2 separate regions of the Mus musculus genome follow, and region 2 is linked to region 1. The links are chromatin loops, found by intact Hi-C in ENCODE. Cell type or tissue: gastrocnemius. All regions are shown on one strand. Each heading gives the region's core, and the rest is flanking DNA. Links, peaks and the distances in the headings are about the cores only.

Region 1 (8,285 bases), core at 1,895-6,894:
GTGTAGCTACTCAGGTCTCAGGTTTAACTCAATCTCATGCTGAACTATTATTTCCAGTCGATACACAGTGCTGTCTTGGAGAAAGTGTTTGACATATGTCAATTGATTTTGCTCGCATTTAGTTTGTTTGTGTTGTTTTATGTCACTAAGAGCACACTCTTTTGACTTCTGTGCTATATAATTTCTGCTTGAAGTGTTAGCGAATGGCTGAGGTCAGGAGATGCAGGTGTAGGTGAAGTGCTGTCTACTCTACCTGGAGTGAGACAAGAAAGCTGGCTTTCAAATTCCTACATCCCAAGAGTAGTTCAGATCTTTCAGCTGCTCTCCAATCTCCCTTTTGCTCCTGTTAGAGACTTGCTCGGGTTTTGAATAATGTATAAGCTAGGTAGCTCATTTGTGTTTGGTGTGAGGAGTCCTTATATATGGAGATGACTTTCCTGTATAAAATGACACTGCATCCTGGAATCTTGTTTTCTTATTTACCAGTGACTTTTCAAGTTGCATTGATGAAGCTGATACTGCAGTCTCACCTCTGGCCTGAGCTTCGGGAGAAACAGAACATACTGTATACTATAACATCACCTATGAGAAGGCCTCACTGGAATCTCTCCAGATAGACTGGTGATTTAAGAACTAGGTGAGTATGCTGATCATAGGCCTGAGCTTTCCCTGCATTTTATAAACCTGCCAAATACACTGGCACATACAGTGTAGCACATGCCTTCAATCCCATACCTGGGGGAGGCAGAGGGAGGCAGATCTCTGTGAGTTTCAGGCTATCCATGGTTACATAGTGAAACCCTGTCTTATTTCAAACATTTTTTTATTTCATTAAAATATAACACACCGTTTCCTTCTTTTTCTTCTCCTCCCTCCAAACCTCCCTGTGTTTCATCTTCCTCCAAAACTCATAGCTTCCTCTTCTTTAACTATTTTGTAACATATTTATACAGACAAATACGCCTATAAATGTCATCTCCTGTTTCCATTCGCTGTTGCCTGCATGTGTATGCTTCTGAGGCTGAACACTTGCTATTTGTTAACCAATCAGGATGCACATCCCCAGCGAAGGCTAACTACTCCGCTCTCAGCATTTGCTCATTGTTTGTAGCTCTTGAGGTGGGAGTGGGGCTCATGAGGTTTCTCTAATCTACCTAGGATGTCAACTGATTCAAATCTTCTTCCAGCAGCCATGTTGTTGAGATTTCCTGGGTGCTACTTTCATGTCCTAATGACAAGGCCCACTCTCACAGCAGACGTTTTGGTCCACTGGTTCGTACAACCTTTCTGTCCTCACTTGCAAGATGTACCCCGAGACTTACGGTCAGGAGTTGTATTGTAGATATCTCAAAGTGGTTGAGTACCCTAAGACCAGTTGTTCTCTACATTTTGACTGGTTATTGTTTTCTGTAATGAGTCCTGGTTTTAAATGATAGGAAGATAGAGAGCTCATCTTGGTTAGGGAATTCCACAAGTTTGGAGGAAGACTGAAAAATTTCAGTAAAATGAAGAAAATTCACAAAAGCCAGCAACAAGAAGAGTTGATAAATGCTACCATTAAAAATAATAAAGCGGGGTGGGTGGGTATGGGGGACTTTTGGTATAGCATTGGAAATGTAAATGAGCTAAATACCTAATAAAAATGGAAATAAATAAATAAATACCAAAATAATAATAATAATAATAATAATAATAATAATAAAGCTGTAGGAGAGCTGGCCCTACAGGGTAATGCTGATGGGTAGGTACCACTACGATGAACAAGCTTGTGGTGGAGAGATGGGAGAGAAAGAGAAGTGGAAGGGTTTGTGTGCTATGAGGAGAGGTGAAACTGGAGATGTGAGAGTGGTGAGGAACAGCCTGATGTGTGCTTAGACTGCATTGCCACCTGGGGCCATAGTGATGCCCTGTGCTGCCACCAAGGGCCATTACTGGAGCCATGGCCCTACAGTAGTGGTGGGGGTCTATGTTAATGTCTATTGCTCATGTTACTACCAAAGATCATGGCGACCTCCCCGATCTAGGCTGCCACCCGAGGGCTCTTCAGAGCTGGCTCCACCCCTCACCAGCTGTGGTACTTGGTAGAGTTGGAGTCTCCACCTCCCTCCACCCGACCCAACTGTCTAAACAGGCAGCACAGCAGAGCTGGCCTTTAGCATGGGCTCCCATGAACCAGGGCATTGGAGAGATGACCATTTGCCCTGCCTCTTGGTGCCTATGGCAGGCAGGAGAGCTGACCCAACCCCTTGCCTGGGCAGCATAGTAGAGGTGGCCCTGGCAACATGGGTGTGAGAGCATTGGTGGGCTAACTAACTCACCTACCATCCAGGCCCAGATCCAGGGCTTTGAGTTGGCCCACCCCAACACCTACCCCATCTATGAACTGCTGGAGCTGATTGGGCAGAATCAAAGCTGCAGGGCTTCCAGGGCACAGTGCAATTACAAGATACTGGAGATGAGTCCTGGTGATGATCCATTATTGATTATGTAAGTCAAAGCCAGAGGCTTTGAATCAGACCAATGACTCATTGCAATGAATATTGCAAGTAAAACTGTTTGGAGGAAAAAGATATGCTGTGGGACACACTGTCACATAGCACAGCTTTAATATCAAGATTTTTGTTTGTTTGCTTTCTTTTGGAAGGGAGATTACAAGGGGGGGTAAAGGAGGAGGGATGGAGAGATGAGTAGGATTGGGGTGGATGATGAGAAATTCACAAAGAATCAATAAAAAGTAAAAAAACAAATGTAGTTATTTGGATTAGACAAAGTGGAAACTTTTAAATTGTAATCTTGATTAATACTTGGGTATTTGACTAAACACTCCTTTTTGTATATTTGTTTTTGTTTTTGTTTTTTTGTTTTTGTTTTTTGTTTTTTTTTTTTTTGATTTTTTGTTTTTTTGGGCAGGGTTTCTCTGTGTAGCCCTGGATGTCCTAGAACTCACTCTGTAGACCAGGCTGGCCTGGAACTCAGAGATCTGCCTGCCTCTGCCTCCCTTGACTAAGCACTCTTAGTCAAAGTTTCAGATAAGACAACTGAGACTTAGTTTAAGAAATGTATGCAGGAATCTGCTTGTTAAACAAACTAAACCTGTATAAATCAGAGGATCTCTCTGTGCCTCTTGTCTCTCCTGTCTCTCTCTGTCTCTGTCTCTGTCTCTGTCTCTCTCTCTCTCTCTCTCTCTCTCTGTGTGTGTGTGTGTGTGTGTGTGTGTGTGTGTGTGTGTGTGTATCTGAAGACAAAGTCTCACTCCTTGGCTTTGGCTGGACTGGATCTCACTAAATAGATTAAACTGTTCTCCGTTGTGCAGTAATTCTGCTTCTGCTTCTCTGGCGCTGTAATTACCAGTGTGTGTCATCATGTCCCACTCTGAAGGTACCCTCTCTGCTACGCCACTGGAGGGTGACCTTTCTTTCCATGGGGACTGTCAGTACTTAATGTATTATTAAATGTAATATTTAATGTGACATAGTAGCCACTGTGTCCACCTCATGCTAATTTTCATCTGCTTAACCTTTTGTCTGACACATTATGCATCAGTCAGTGTTCTTTTATCTTGCACAGAATCTAATGTGCATTGTATCAAGCACTAATACTAATGAGCAGCGATTTACAATCAGTTGTTTTAATCTCAGCAAAATGGTTCCCAAGACCCAAGGGACCACCACTGGTTGATTTATTGTACAACCCACTCATCACAAAGTTCTGTGCCTTTGATTTTCAAATAAAAGATAATCATGATTTCAAGCATGGCACCCTTGGAATGTCATTATCTTCTTAGGATTCAGAAAATGTCAGAAGGAGTTAGACCCCTGTTAGAGTGGTGCCTGGAACACAGAAAGTCGCCAGTCAATGTTATGTAGTATTATTATCTTTAGTTAAGACATTATGACATAATAAAGCTATACCAAGGTGAGACAGGTATATGGCATGAAAGATAGATAGTAACAACCGTCAATAGTCTTCTACGGTAGCTATCCTGATGATCTTCCAAAAAATTTCACAGGAAAACCATTACTTAACCTTTGAGTAGGTTCTAAATTTTTTTGTTAGGCTTAAAAGACTTCCTTAATGTTTGCAGCATAGGATTTCTAATACAAACTACTTTAACCAGACTTTTATTTATTTTCTTTGTAAGAGATACTCATGCATCAAATGAAGGAAGAGCCTTTGCTTCTGTAGGAATTTATATTGCATGAAAATATTGCCCCAGGCTCAGTCCCTGCTAACAGTAATTTTCACAGAACTTACATAGGATTTTCACACAAATTATTTTATCCTTTAGAACGCTGTGATGGAATGGCTGCAGCAATTTGCAGATGGGGAGACTGAGAAGGAGAGGTTAAATAACGCACAGGAGCACGGGAATAAAGAGTCCACATATTCCATCAGCATGAAGTCAGGGAGATGCTGAAACCCAGCCTCACATCCGTGGGTGTGAAGCCATTTCTAGCGCTAATTATCATAACAAATTGGGGCGAAGCTACTTCAAAACAATGGGTTATTATGCTTGGATAACAGCAAATAATGGATCTTTACCAAATTAGTACATGTATAATGCGCTTGAAAATTGAGAAGGGTTTTCGTTGTGTGATTGGCTGCAGGGCTGAGAAGCTCATTTCCCTGCTGTGTGGAGCCTTGCTGACAGCCCACTCCATCAGGGCCTCCCACTGTGCGGCCTTATGCTGCTCCCACTCCCCCAGTTGATTCCCCCAGAGGAGCTCATTTATCCCATAGGAATGCGGACTCACACCCCAGTCTAAGGCTTTGTCTTTTACTACATCTTAAGTCAGGCATGCAACAAGTCTGGGAGCAGATACCTTGAATCAGAAGCTGGCAAGACACCCCCAAGGCTCTCTCCTAGTGACCTATGTCTGCTAGCTAGGCACTAGGTCCCAAAGATCAAATAATCTCTTCGAACAGGATGACCAGTTGCGCACCGAGTATTCAAATGCCTGAGATCGTGAGGGACATTTCACATTTACATAATCACAACTCTATATGTTTACCGTCTCAGGAAAGGAGCACTAATTCCCAATCATGTCTGGTAGCACTCCCTAGTTTCTTCATTTCTCTCTACCACTTATTCCTATCCATAGTCACAGTATGTCACAATAATTGTGCCGACTTTAATGTGACTGAGGAGTTTAAGGTTGGCAAGACTATCAGCAGAGAGAACAAATGCTAGTGAAACACTTTTAAACATACAAACCTCCATTATAGAGACTATGAGCTGATTTGTTTCTATTCATAAAAAGATATGTCCCACAACGTAACTTTTATCCAGACATTTTTTCTACTCAAAAAATAAATTCTCAAGAGTTAATAATATTTAATTATAAGAACTATCTTAGTTTGCGTTTTATTGCTGTGAAAAGACACCATAGCCATGGCAAATCTTATAAAGGACAACACTTAATTGGGGCTGATTTACAGTTTCAGAATTTCAGTTCATTATCAGCATAGCAGGAAGCATGGCAGTATACAGGCAGACTTGGTGCTGGAGGAGCCATGAGTCCGAACTACATCTTGATCCAAAGGCAGCCATGAAGAGGGGCTTTCTTTCCACACTGGGTAGAGCTTGAACACTATGAGATCTCAAAGCCCACCTACACAGTGACATACTTTCTTCAATAAGGCCACACCTACTCCAAAGGCCACATCTCCTAATAGTGCTACTTCTCATGGGACAAGCATGTTCAAACCACCACATTCTACTCCCTGGCCCATAGGCTTATTCAAACACATGAGACTATGTGGACAAAACATAGCCATAGCATAATGTAAAATATATTTAGTCCAACTGGAAAAGTCCCCATAGTCTATCATAGTCTCAACATTGTTTAAAAGTCCAAAGTTCAAAATCTTTTTTGAGATTCATGCAATATTTTTAATCCCCTACAAATTCAAAATCAAAAAGCAGATCACATACTTCCAACATCACAGAATGTACATATACATCACAAAATGTCATAGTGAGGAAATACTAGACCAAAGCAATACATAAGAAAACCAGCTGGGCAAACTCCAAACTCTGCACCTCTATGTCTGATGTCAAAGAGCTTTTTTTATCCCCAAATCCCTTCACCTTTGTTGACTGTTACTCGACTCTTTCTCTTAGGCTAGTTTTACTCCCTGTTTGCTAGCATCTTTCCTCGGCAGTTATCTCATGGGTCTAGCATCTCTAATATCTTGGGGTCTTCAAGATGACTTCAACTTCACAGCTTCATATTCCAATGTCTGCGATCTTCTGGGCTCCTCCAAAGGGCTTGGATAACTTCTCTAGCTCTGCCCTCTATAGCACTTTAGGCTCTGACTGACTCCTCTCAACGCTGCTGCTGTTCTTGATGGGTCTCTATTATGCTGGGGTCTTCCTCAGCAACTAGGCTGCACTATAAGCATCTCAAAGTTTCTCTTCATAGTGCCAAGCCTCGACTTCTTTGCATGATCACTTTAGTCCTAAGCAATCAATTACATCTGAGGCTACACCTTCACCAACGGACTTTTCTGTTCTCGTACAGTGCCAAGCCTCAGCTGTTCTCCATGACCCCTTCATACTCTCAAAAACAGTATCACCTGAGTGATTCTTACATATTACATATTATCAAGCCCATCTGCCAGCAAGATATCTATCTCTGGAACATAGCTTCTTTGTGCTCCTAGAAAACACTTCCCAAAAGATTTTACCACAGTGATGCTGATCTTTACTTCATCACTATTAATTTTTTAGGTCTAGATAATCAGCATTAACTGTCTCAGTAACCTCTTCTACTCTTCATTCTACAGCCAAAGCCACATGGCTGAAGGTGCCAAATTCTGCTGCTTGCTGGGACTGAATATGACCTTGTTTTATTCCATCTTCACCAGTTTTCTGGCTTTAATGTTTCCTTTACTGTCTAAGCTTGACTGTTCTTGAACTTGCTCTGTAGACTGATTTTGAACTCAGAGATCTGTAAGCCTCTGCCTACCTAGTGCTGGGATTAAAGGTATGTATTAGAACTTGTAGACCAAATCTGAAATTTGCTCTGTATCAGGTTGGTCTTGAACTCAAAGATCTGCTTGTCTCTGTCTCCTGAGATTCAAGGCATGTACACTATGCCTAAACATTTCCTTAATTTATTTTCACAAGATCTTTATAAGTTCTAGATTTTGTTCATTCCAGATATTTTCAAATTGACACCCAAGAATAGCCATCACAATTCATCCCTTGTCAATTTAACATACTATCACATCTCCTTATGTCCAAATGAAAACAAAAGCGGTGTCATGATCACACCTTACATAACTGTCCATTGTTCTGCTGTAAATGCATAAACAATAAGCTTACTTGAGTAGGACCTTGCCCAGAGGTCACTGCTCCCTTAATCCCATTTAATATCCTTAGGATTTAGTTCAGTTCCACTTCCTGGTGCCCCTTTAATCTTTGAACCATATATTTTGTGCTTTTATTTCTAAGCATGCTGTGTTTGATTTAAACACTCCTCCAAAGAATGAATCAGAGGACAGAGTTCAAACTAGAGTTTTTTGTTGTTGTTGTTGTTGTTGTTGTTGGTGGTGGTGGTGGTGGTGGTGGTGGTGGTGGTGTGTGTGTGTGTGTGTGTGTGTGTGTGTGTGTGGATGAATGCAATTAATCTATAGCTCTTTATTTTAGCCTCAGGCAGAGTCTTTGAAATATGGCAAAAAGCTGTCACAGTCTTCATCAAAATATCACAAGAATGATCTTTAGCAACATACTAAAATTCTTCTCCTCTGAAACCTCTTGAACTAGGCCCACACAGTTCAAATCACTCTTAGCATAACTGGCTTCCTTATTTTTACTAGGATGGCTCATTAATCCCCCACTTAACGCATTCTACTGCCTTCCAAATCCAAAGTTCCAAAATCCATACTCCTCCAAACAAAAAGATGGTCAGGCCTTTCACAGCAATAGCCCAGTCTCTGGTACCAACTTTTGTCTTAGGATTTTATTGATGTGAAGAGACACCATGACAAAGGCAACTCTCATAAAAAAAAGTATTGGGGCTGTCTTACAGTTTCAGAGGTTCAGTTCACTATCATTATGGCAGGAAGCATTGCAGTATGCAGGCAGACTTGGTGCTGGAAGAGACAAGAGTGCTATGTTTTGATCCAAAGGCAGAAAGGAAGAGAGGCTCTCTTTCCATACTGTGTACAGCTTGAACACCAGGAGACCTCAAAGCCCACCTACATAGTGACACACAATCTCCAACAAGGCCATACCTCCTAATAGTTATACTTCCCATGGGCCAAGCATATTCAAACCA
Region 2 (8,285 bases), core at 1,166-6,165, 310 kb before region 1:
TGCTGGTATCTCTAATGGAAGTCGTTTAGAGTTAGTAGAGTTAGTTGTCAAAATGATGAAGGATCCCAGGGGCCAATATCCAGGGTACAACTGAGGCTGACTCTAGACTCTTCTGCTTCCTTTACTGCACCTCTCGCCCATTTCCAGATCCATCTCTATGTCAAAGGCTCTTCAGAAGCAGGGCTATATAACCCATTTCACACACACACACACACACACACACACACACACACACACACCCCTACACACACACACAGACAGACAGACACACACATACCTACACACACATACACACACCTACACACATACATACATACAAACACACACACACATACCTACACACACACACACACACACCCCCCTACACACACACACAGACAGACAAACACACACATACCTACACACACATACACACACCTACACACACCTACACACATACATACATACAAACACACACACACACACACATACCTACACACACACACACACACACACACACACACACACACACACGGAGTCCCAGTTGGTAATGATGAGGGCCCCCCAAAAATAGTAAAACAATATTTTAACTTCTAAGGAAGAAGAGAAGAGTGCAGTTTTCTTAGGGCCTCTTGACAGCAATAAGCTACAGACAGGTCTGTTAAGGCAAAGGAAAGGAAGAAGAAAGAGGCAGGCAATGAACCACTTTGAGACTTCCTTGTGACTAAGGCACTCCACTTTGTAGGTGTCTGTAGGCTTTTGGGCCTCTAGTATTGTTGGGGCAGGTGTCTGAGGGGAGATGGGGACTGTTTATTCCACAAGAGTAGCAGAGTAAACAGACTACTTGAAAAATTAACAAGGAAGGTGGTGGGAATACAAGAGCAGTTTTGGAACTACTCCTCACTAGAGCATTCATACTTTCCTATGGTTCATAAGCCAAGCCTAGAAGAGCGGTTTTAGACTTTGGTCAGGGATATAGGCATAAGATGTGGCTCTAATCTACAGCTCACATTGCTTTACCTGTTTTAGCTTGCCGGTAAGGCAAAGGCTGGTGACTTCGGGCTATTTAGTATTGAATGTCAGAGGTGTCACCCATGTCTATACTGGCCCAGGTCTGAACTTCTTTCATAAGCCTCATTGCCACGAGCCCCAGTTTCTTTACTTCCCCATTCGTCCATCCAATGCACACTCACATGTTTGTAACTCTGTGCCAACAACTAGTTCAGACTCTCCCCTGACACCCAGAGTGATGAATAAAACATCCTTTCAGGAGTTTAAAGTTTGAAGCCACCCCCTGGCATCTAGATAGAACATTTGATCAAAATTTGTCAACCTCTGTATTGACGCAATTTGCAAAGTGAAAACCAGTTTTGATGACTATCAGCAGTCTTTCTGTGACAATGAAATCTCTTGGTTGAAAGTCCAAAACCTTCCTTTGTTTCTTCTACCTGTGTCTCCAAGCCTCCTCATATGCCAACCAAGGCATTCACAGATCGGTTAATTGCTCCTTCACTATGCCCTACAGTTCTCCTCTCTGTCCCTTTGCTTCTGCAGTGATGTACATATAATCAGCTTAGCTGCTTTCACATTGTTTTCTGTATAGCACTCTGTCTGTCCAGTTACATTGAAAATTCTCATAATATGGGCTTTTTCTCATTCCTTATCTATTAACCTCGGTAACTAGCACCATTGAGCTTCAGTATGAAGCCAAATTGTAACCTCCTTTTTTCTTTCTGCATGATGTTACTGTGCATTCTGCTAGTCTGTTTATCAGTGTATACCAAATATCTGACGTGACTATGACTCATTTCTTGATATTTGTCTTATTTGATGCTGTCACTTGACCATACCGGAGCATCTGTTTTAGTCACCACTACATTTTCTGCACACCGCAGAGTACTGGGCAAAGTAATAGGCACTTAATACATGCGTCTTTCTTATCAATGAATGTATTGGCCAGCTGGGGAAGAAGTGACAATCTGTGCAATTTACAGTGTGACCAACATTGTGCCATATACAGGAATTACATGGTTTCCTTACCGTGTCCTAGATGTATCTTGGATTGCTAGGGAAATTGACAACAACATTGTCGAGCATGGTGCTAAGTAGATAGCTGCTAGGTGCCATGCTTTCCACAATAGTTGTGATTTGGCAGGGAGGCCCAAAACTGTGCGTTTTTACAATTTAGCTCATATGAATGAGAGAGGGGAGAGAAGAGTAGAGAGAGAATGAGAATGAGTGATAGGGAAACAATAACAAAAAGAAAAGGAGGAATAGAGAAGGGGAGGAGAGGGGAGGGGAGGAAAGGGGAGAGGATACTGTGTGGGAAATGGAGTTGAAAATCATTGCTTGTCCAGATCCCCTGCTCAAGGTCTCCTTATGCAGCCTTCATTTTCTAATCTATATCCAGAAACTGCCTTGAAAGTGTCAGCATGAACGTTCGTCCCTCATCCCATGTGTGCGCCACCCTGTAAGGAAGTTGCAAAACTGTAAAGGGTGCTAGTTTCCCACTGTATTGCATCCACACATGGGCAACTTGGGCAGCTTCCCACATTATGCCACTTCCCCAGTTTTCTCCGCAGCTCATACTCTTCTACGTCAATCTGCCCCTGTGTGAGAACCCTCTGTCGCGAAAACACTGCTTTCCACAAAGGCTGGGTCTCCAGTGACTCTCTTCCTGCACACAAAGCTGATGTTTGACCTGAATGTTGGGGTTAACAGGAATGAACCCAGATGACCTGCATTCTCTAAAGAACTGGGTCCTAAGACAATGGGCCACAGGAAGTTTTTTGATGAAAAATTTGATATCCAGAAGCTTTGGAGCTAGAAGTAGGGAGAGCAGAAGATGGTGGGAGGGCCCTTTAGTGGAACAACATGCTGTGTTAAGTACCAGGCCTGTTTACCTCAACATGGCTTTTAAAGGTCGGGCCACGTTCTTGGTATGTAGGAGACATCATAAGCTATCTTGGTTTCTGTTTTCATGTGAAGAAGCAAAGCTCTCTTTCTTCAGGGTGTGTCTTGTTGCCACAGTTTAGAAGTGTAACTGCACCTTTGAAAACAGAGTGCAGCTCTGCGGCTGCCTCTACCTTCTTTGATTCTGCTTACAGAAAACATAACACAGACTGAACAGTGTGCAGAAATGCTCAAGCCCAACCGTGAAGTATCAAGTGTACTGTGGTCACGAGTTTTATTTGTCACAAAAGGTGTGAGAAGCTCCACTCTTCCTCATTCTGTGAGCTTTTGTGTCTTGTTCTGGGGGAGTCACTTTTTGTTGCTGGGTGTTGGAGACTCTATGATCATTTTCCCTTTAGGGAAAAATTAACAGTGAATGTCAAGTCCTTAAAGTTAATCAGCATATATAATTGAAGCTAGGCACTTGATAGCATGTCCCTTCCTGTGAGAACGCCCTGACCCATGCCTTTGTTGTTAGCTTTGCTGCTTGTGCAGTTGGTCATCTTATGCCAACCTAGACTTGGGAGTTTTTCCTCTGCTTTCTGTGTGCTTTGTCTTCATTTGCAGGTATACGATCTAAAAGACCACCACCTCCACCATTGGTCTTTCTGCAGCACTGCTGGGAGAGCAAGGAATTCTGGTCCTGAGGCAAATAAAGTCTCATCTAATGAGTGGAGAACGAACATTTCCGCACTTATAATGACCACAATATTATTTTGTTTGTTTTGTTTTGCTAGGCAACAAACACAAGGGCTTCCTAGGCAAGCACTTACTATTGAGTTCTTAAACCAAAATGGTATACTTTAACTCTTACCAACAAGACAGACCAAAGGTATTTTGACTATTCAAGAGACCTAAGGGATGGCTCAGTGTCTAAGAACATTTATTTCTTTTTGCAGAAGACCGGGGTTCTATTCCCAGCACTCATGTGGTGGGTCACAATCATTTGTATTCCCAGTTCCAGAGATCTGACTTCCTTTTCATCTTCTGAGGGCACTAAGCATGTATGTGAGGTTCGTAGGTATATGTAGGTATTCACACATACACTTAAAATAAAAAAAAAATATATATATATTTTTAAAAGTTGATTTTTCAACATCTATTTGGAATTTCAGGAGAAACATAAAATCAAACCCCACACCAAACTTATCAAACAAACAAACAAACAAACAAAAATCTCAACTACTCAGAAAAAAAGGGAAAATTAATTTTTTTCTTTGAGGAAACAATCATAAATGGAAACCTGGTCCATTTCACGTGGTATTAACTAACGTTCAATTCCTATAGACCTCTTGTCTCCTAAACTAAGGCTCTGGGTCACTAATTCATCAGATTGGAGATGCAGGAGTTATCTGTCCTCCATCACAGTTCCTGCTGACAGCTGATCTCAAGATGGAAAGTCTCTCAATAATCTAACAGGGAGAAAAGAATCCAAATTTCACTGATACCTAGATGAGATCCCAAGACAGCGCCAGAGTGTGACTGGCAATTAATTAGACAGATAGCATCTTATATTTGGGAAGGACTCAGAGGTCTCTATCTCCCCCCCTGGTATAGAAACCCTTCCACAGCAGACTTGACAGTGCTAGGGTCTGGGCCCCTGCTCTGGGATTTTAATGGTCTGGATGAAACAATCCTAGCTCTCCTCTAAATGACTTGCCTCCAAGATACCAAATTTTTTGCCTGGAAGCTACCAGTCCATCTAGCTGAACTGGATCTGCACTCTGGAAATCTGACGAGTGTAGTTTCTTGTTCATTCATATGTTCAATTGCAGTCAGTTCTTAGACCTCTCTAAAAATAGCCCAACCTTAGTAAGGTAACCACTTACTTTATGGCTTTCATATCCATTGATTTTCGGGATTTTCTTCAGAGGGCACTTGTTTTCCCTGAATTTTGGGGGCATATTTGGAGTGTAATAGTATGTGTCTTATTTTTGCTGCTTAATCTACCCCAATGTTAAGGGGCTTGTGATGCTTTCATGGGCCATGAGCCTTATGCCAGAAAAGCTTTGTCTGCCAATATCTTGATGGTATTGGTACCCTCGGCTGGCTCTGTAGCCTACCACCCAATGAGAATTGGTTTTCTTCCTGTTTTACCTCAGAAGCCACACCACTAGTGAGGGAACCAGAACTCATCGTCAATATACACATATAAGTCACTTGTCGCCACGAAGTGCAGTTTGGGGCTTAGAAAGCTTTTTGCCTATCTAGTATTGCATCTCTTAAAACATAGAACAAAACAACCAGGTAAGTCATTTACCAGCCTCCTTGACAAATAGACCCTGAAGGAGATTGAGTGACATTTGGAAAGTTGGTAAAAAGCCACCAGTGTCAAATCAACTTCAAAAATTTTTTTCTTTTCTTTTTTTTTTTTTTTTTGTGGCTGCGCTCTGCTTAACCAGGCCACACCTGTTTTTAGAAACCACTGAGAACATTCTGCAGATAAACAGAGATGCCAGGTCTGACAGTCTCTAGGGCAACAAGATACTGATCATCATCACACATGTAAGAGACAGAGACACTGGTGGAAAACACTAACCTGGTTTTCTAGTCGTCTCAAGAGTTGTCACAGCAGGTGGCGCCGGCCCTGTCTAAAAGGGTTCAGGAGGTCCCATCCCATATGAACTGAGAGAGAGAGAGAGAGAAAGAGAGAGAGAGAGAGAGAGAGAGAGAGAGAGAGAGAGAGAGAGAGAGAGAGAGGAGAGAGGAGAGATCCTGGACTTGTAACAATCATTCAGAGCATCTGGAACTCACTCCTTCCTAAGACACAAAATCCACAGCTCCATATAGACTGCAACAGACTTCTGTTGGCTGATTTTCAGTCATGAAATTATGATTATGTGTAAACACAGACACACCCTGTTTTCTGAGCATTTCTGTCCATTTATCTTGTATTGACCTAGGTTATAGTTCTCCCTATTCTCTCTCTCTCTCTCTCTCTCTCTCTCTCTCTCTCTCTCTCTCTCTCTCTCTCTCTCTCACCTGTGACACTTTGTTAAGAGTATAGCAGATAGGCATTTTATGAGAAGTTGGTGACAGTGTGAGGAAGAAGCTTGACCTGATGACCTAGGCTGTCTGCTTTCCAGCTTGTAGTTTCCTGTAGGCCAAACCTCACATTCTGCACTGCTCATAGTCAAGACAGAGTTGTTGGAGAGAGTCACCCTGGCAAGGAGCCTTTCTAAGGTACTGATTGAACTGATATCACAAAGGTGATGAGAGCTAATCCATGACATGAAGCACCTTCAAAAGGGGAGGGGGAAATAAACGTCAATAATGGTATAGGTTTATAGTATGAAATTATGACCAGTAACAGAAAAACAAAGACTCAAGTTGGCTAGCAAGAGCTATCTTCTCAAAAGTTCTGATCAACATGAGCATTGGAGGAAGTCCAGTGAGGATGGAACGCGCAGCATCAATTGGCTGTGATGGTAAATCAAGTCCAGTTTCCTTTCAACACTGTGGAGACACCCCAATGCCAATCTCTAAAATATCAATCTTGGAAGATTGGTTCCCTATTTTATTCTCAAAAGAAAACATAGTATATGCAAGTGAAGATACAGTAAGCGTCTTAGTCATCCAGCCAAGCAGTGTTTCAGGGGCTCATGTTCTCCATGCATCCTGTCGGTCTATGCTTTTCTTCACTAGTCATTGAACACACCACTCATGCACGTATCCATCCATCTTGTTTCAAAGGATGAGATCACATTGTATGGTGCTGTTTTGTAACTTGGTGTTTCACTGGAACTATAGTCTGATATTTGTGCATGTTGTTCAAATATTTGATGTTATTTGTGGCAATGTTATATGTGCATGTATTCTACCTGTCATGGATTAATGGACATTTAGACTGACTCTGGGATTCATGTGTGTGTGTGTGTGTGTGTGTGTGTGTGTGTGTGTGTGTGAGTGTGTGTGTGTGTGATTTAGACTGACTCTGGGATTCGTGTGTGTGTGTGTCTGTGTGTCTGATTTTTCTTTTCCTTTGTTCCTTTTTAAAAGTCTTTGTGTTTTATGTGTGTATGTACAGAATTGCATGCTGTTCACCAAGAATGTACAGGAGCAGCCAGAGACCAGAAGAACCCATAGGAGTCCTTTAAACTGGAGTTATAGACTGTTGTGAGCTGCTAGATGTGGGGCTGCGAACCTAACCAAGAGACTCTGAAAAATCTTTACGTGCTCTTCTTAATTGCTGAGCCATCTCTTCAGTCTGTCTGTCTGCCTTCTTTTTTCCATCCTTTCTTCCTTCCTTCTTTTCTTTTTTTCTTTCTCCATCTCTTCTTCCTCCTCCTCCTTCCCCTCCCCTGCCTCCCTCCCTCCCACCCCCTCTCTTTACTTCCTTTTTTCTTATGTTTGAACTTTTCTTGAATATCCTTGTGAGAATTTTCTTAATATTGTCCTTGGAAAAGTTTGTGGAATTCTCTGTCAGCAGTACACATACATATATGAACCTTTTTCTTGTTTTAGTTTACTATGAAGTATGGCTGAAGCTCAAAAAATGATATGATGCATATCTACTTAGTTATTTCATAAATGTCACTATTGAAAAACAAGAAAGATTCAGGGGAAGTAATTGATTAGATCTTGAAACTTGGTTAACACTATGGCAGTTATTTTTGCATAATATTTAGAATCAGGTCAGAGCAGTCTCACCCCAAGGCACATTTACATCCTAAGAGTTAAGCAAACATTATTGCTCATAAAGAGGGAAAAAAAGTAAGAGCCTCAAAAGAATATATTATTTTAAGAAAAAGATACTGATATGTCTTGGTAAAAATATTAAAATGCAATTTTTTTTCCAAACAGTGGCTTCTGGCTTTCAGTTGGCCTCTTTGGCTGACCTTTCTCTCTGCCTTTCTATGTCTCCAAATATCCTCATACCGACTCCTGTAAGCTCCATGGTCATGTTCCATCCCTGGAGACTGTCAAACACTCCCTTTTCACTCCTGGCTTCCTAAAGCGGCAACACTTTGCTTGGTGAAACTGGCTGTCTAGGTCTCATCCCCGCTCCCCTGTGGAGTGACTGTGTGACCTTGCAAGAGCCTGAGCCACCTGGGCTCTGGTTTCCTTCTTTGTCAAAAGTGGCTTCCAGTAGAGCTGTGAACTGGAAGTCAGTGAAGACTTGCAGTTGGTACGCACTCTGCTGGACCTTGTTCAGTCAGCACACATCTCCCGCTGTAGCTAATTCCTCATTCTGAGCCTGGTTTGGCTATACTGCTCCGTGAAGGACTAGGGGCGGCTTCACTCTGAGAATAACTTTAAGAGTATTTACTGTAATTCTAAGCCCTGGAGGCCCCAAGGCATTAGCAAAGACTCTGGGAAATTGGGAGAGGACACCAGAGACTCATTGCTTTCAC

Evidence for each region. A loop is a pair of places that touch in the nucleus more often than their neighbours do. Peaks named below come from ENCODE experiments on the same cell type or tissue, not always from the same donor. Only the 100,000 strongest peaks of a DNase experiment are listed, where the experiment ranks them.
Region 2: a loop joins it to region 1, with 10 times the contacts of the local background. A loop is called at or near these places in 3 of 42 quality-filtered maps.

Annotation. Positions count from the first base shown.
Region 1 is chr9:33,229,347-33,237,631 of GRCm38, forward strand. No RefSeq gene overlaps it. Among named protein-coding and RNA genes, the nearest start is that of Gm32171, 21 kb to the right of the region's middle. In gastrocnemius, for the core only: no CTCF peak of the experiment used is centred there; a DNase peak (open chromatin) is centred at 4,662.
Region 2 is chr9:32,923,407-32,931,691 of GRCm38, forward strand. Gm27162 (predicted gene 27162) reads right to left here and starts at 5,560. Exons shown (of 4, transcript NR_131058.1): 1 at 5,471-5,560. In gastrocnemius, for the core only: no CTCF peak of the experiment used is centred there; no DNase peak of the experiment used is centred there; H3K27ac peaks cover 2,096 bases.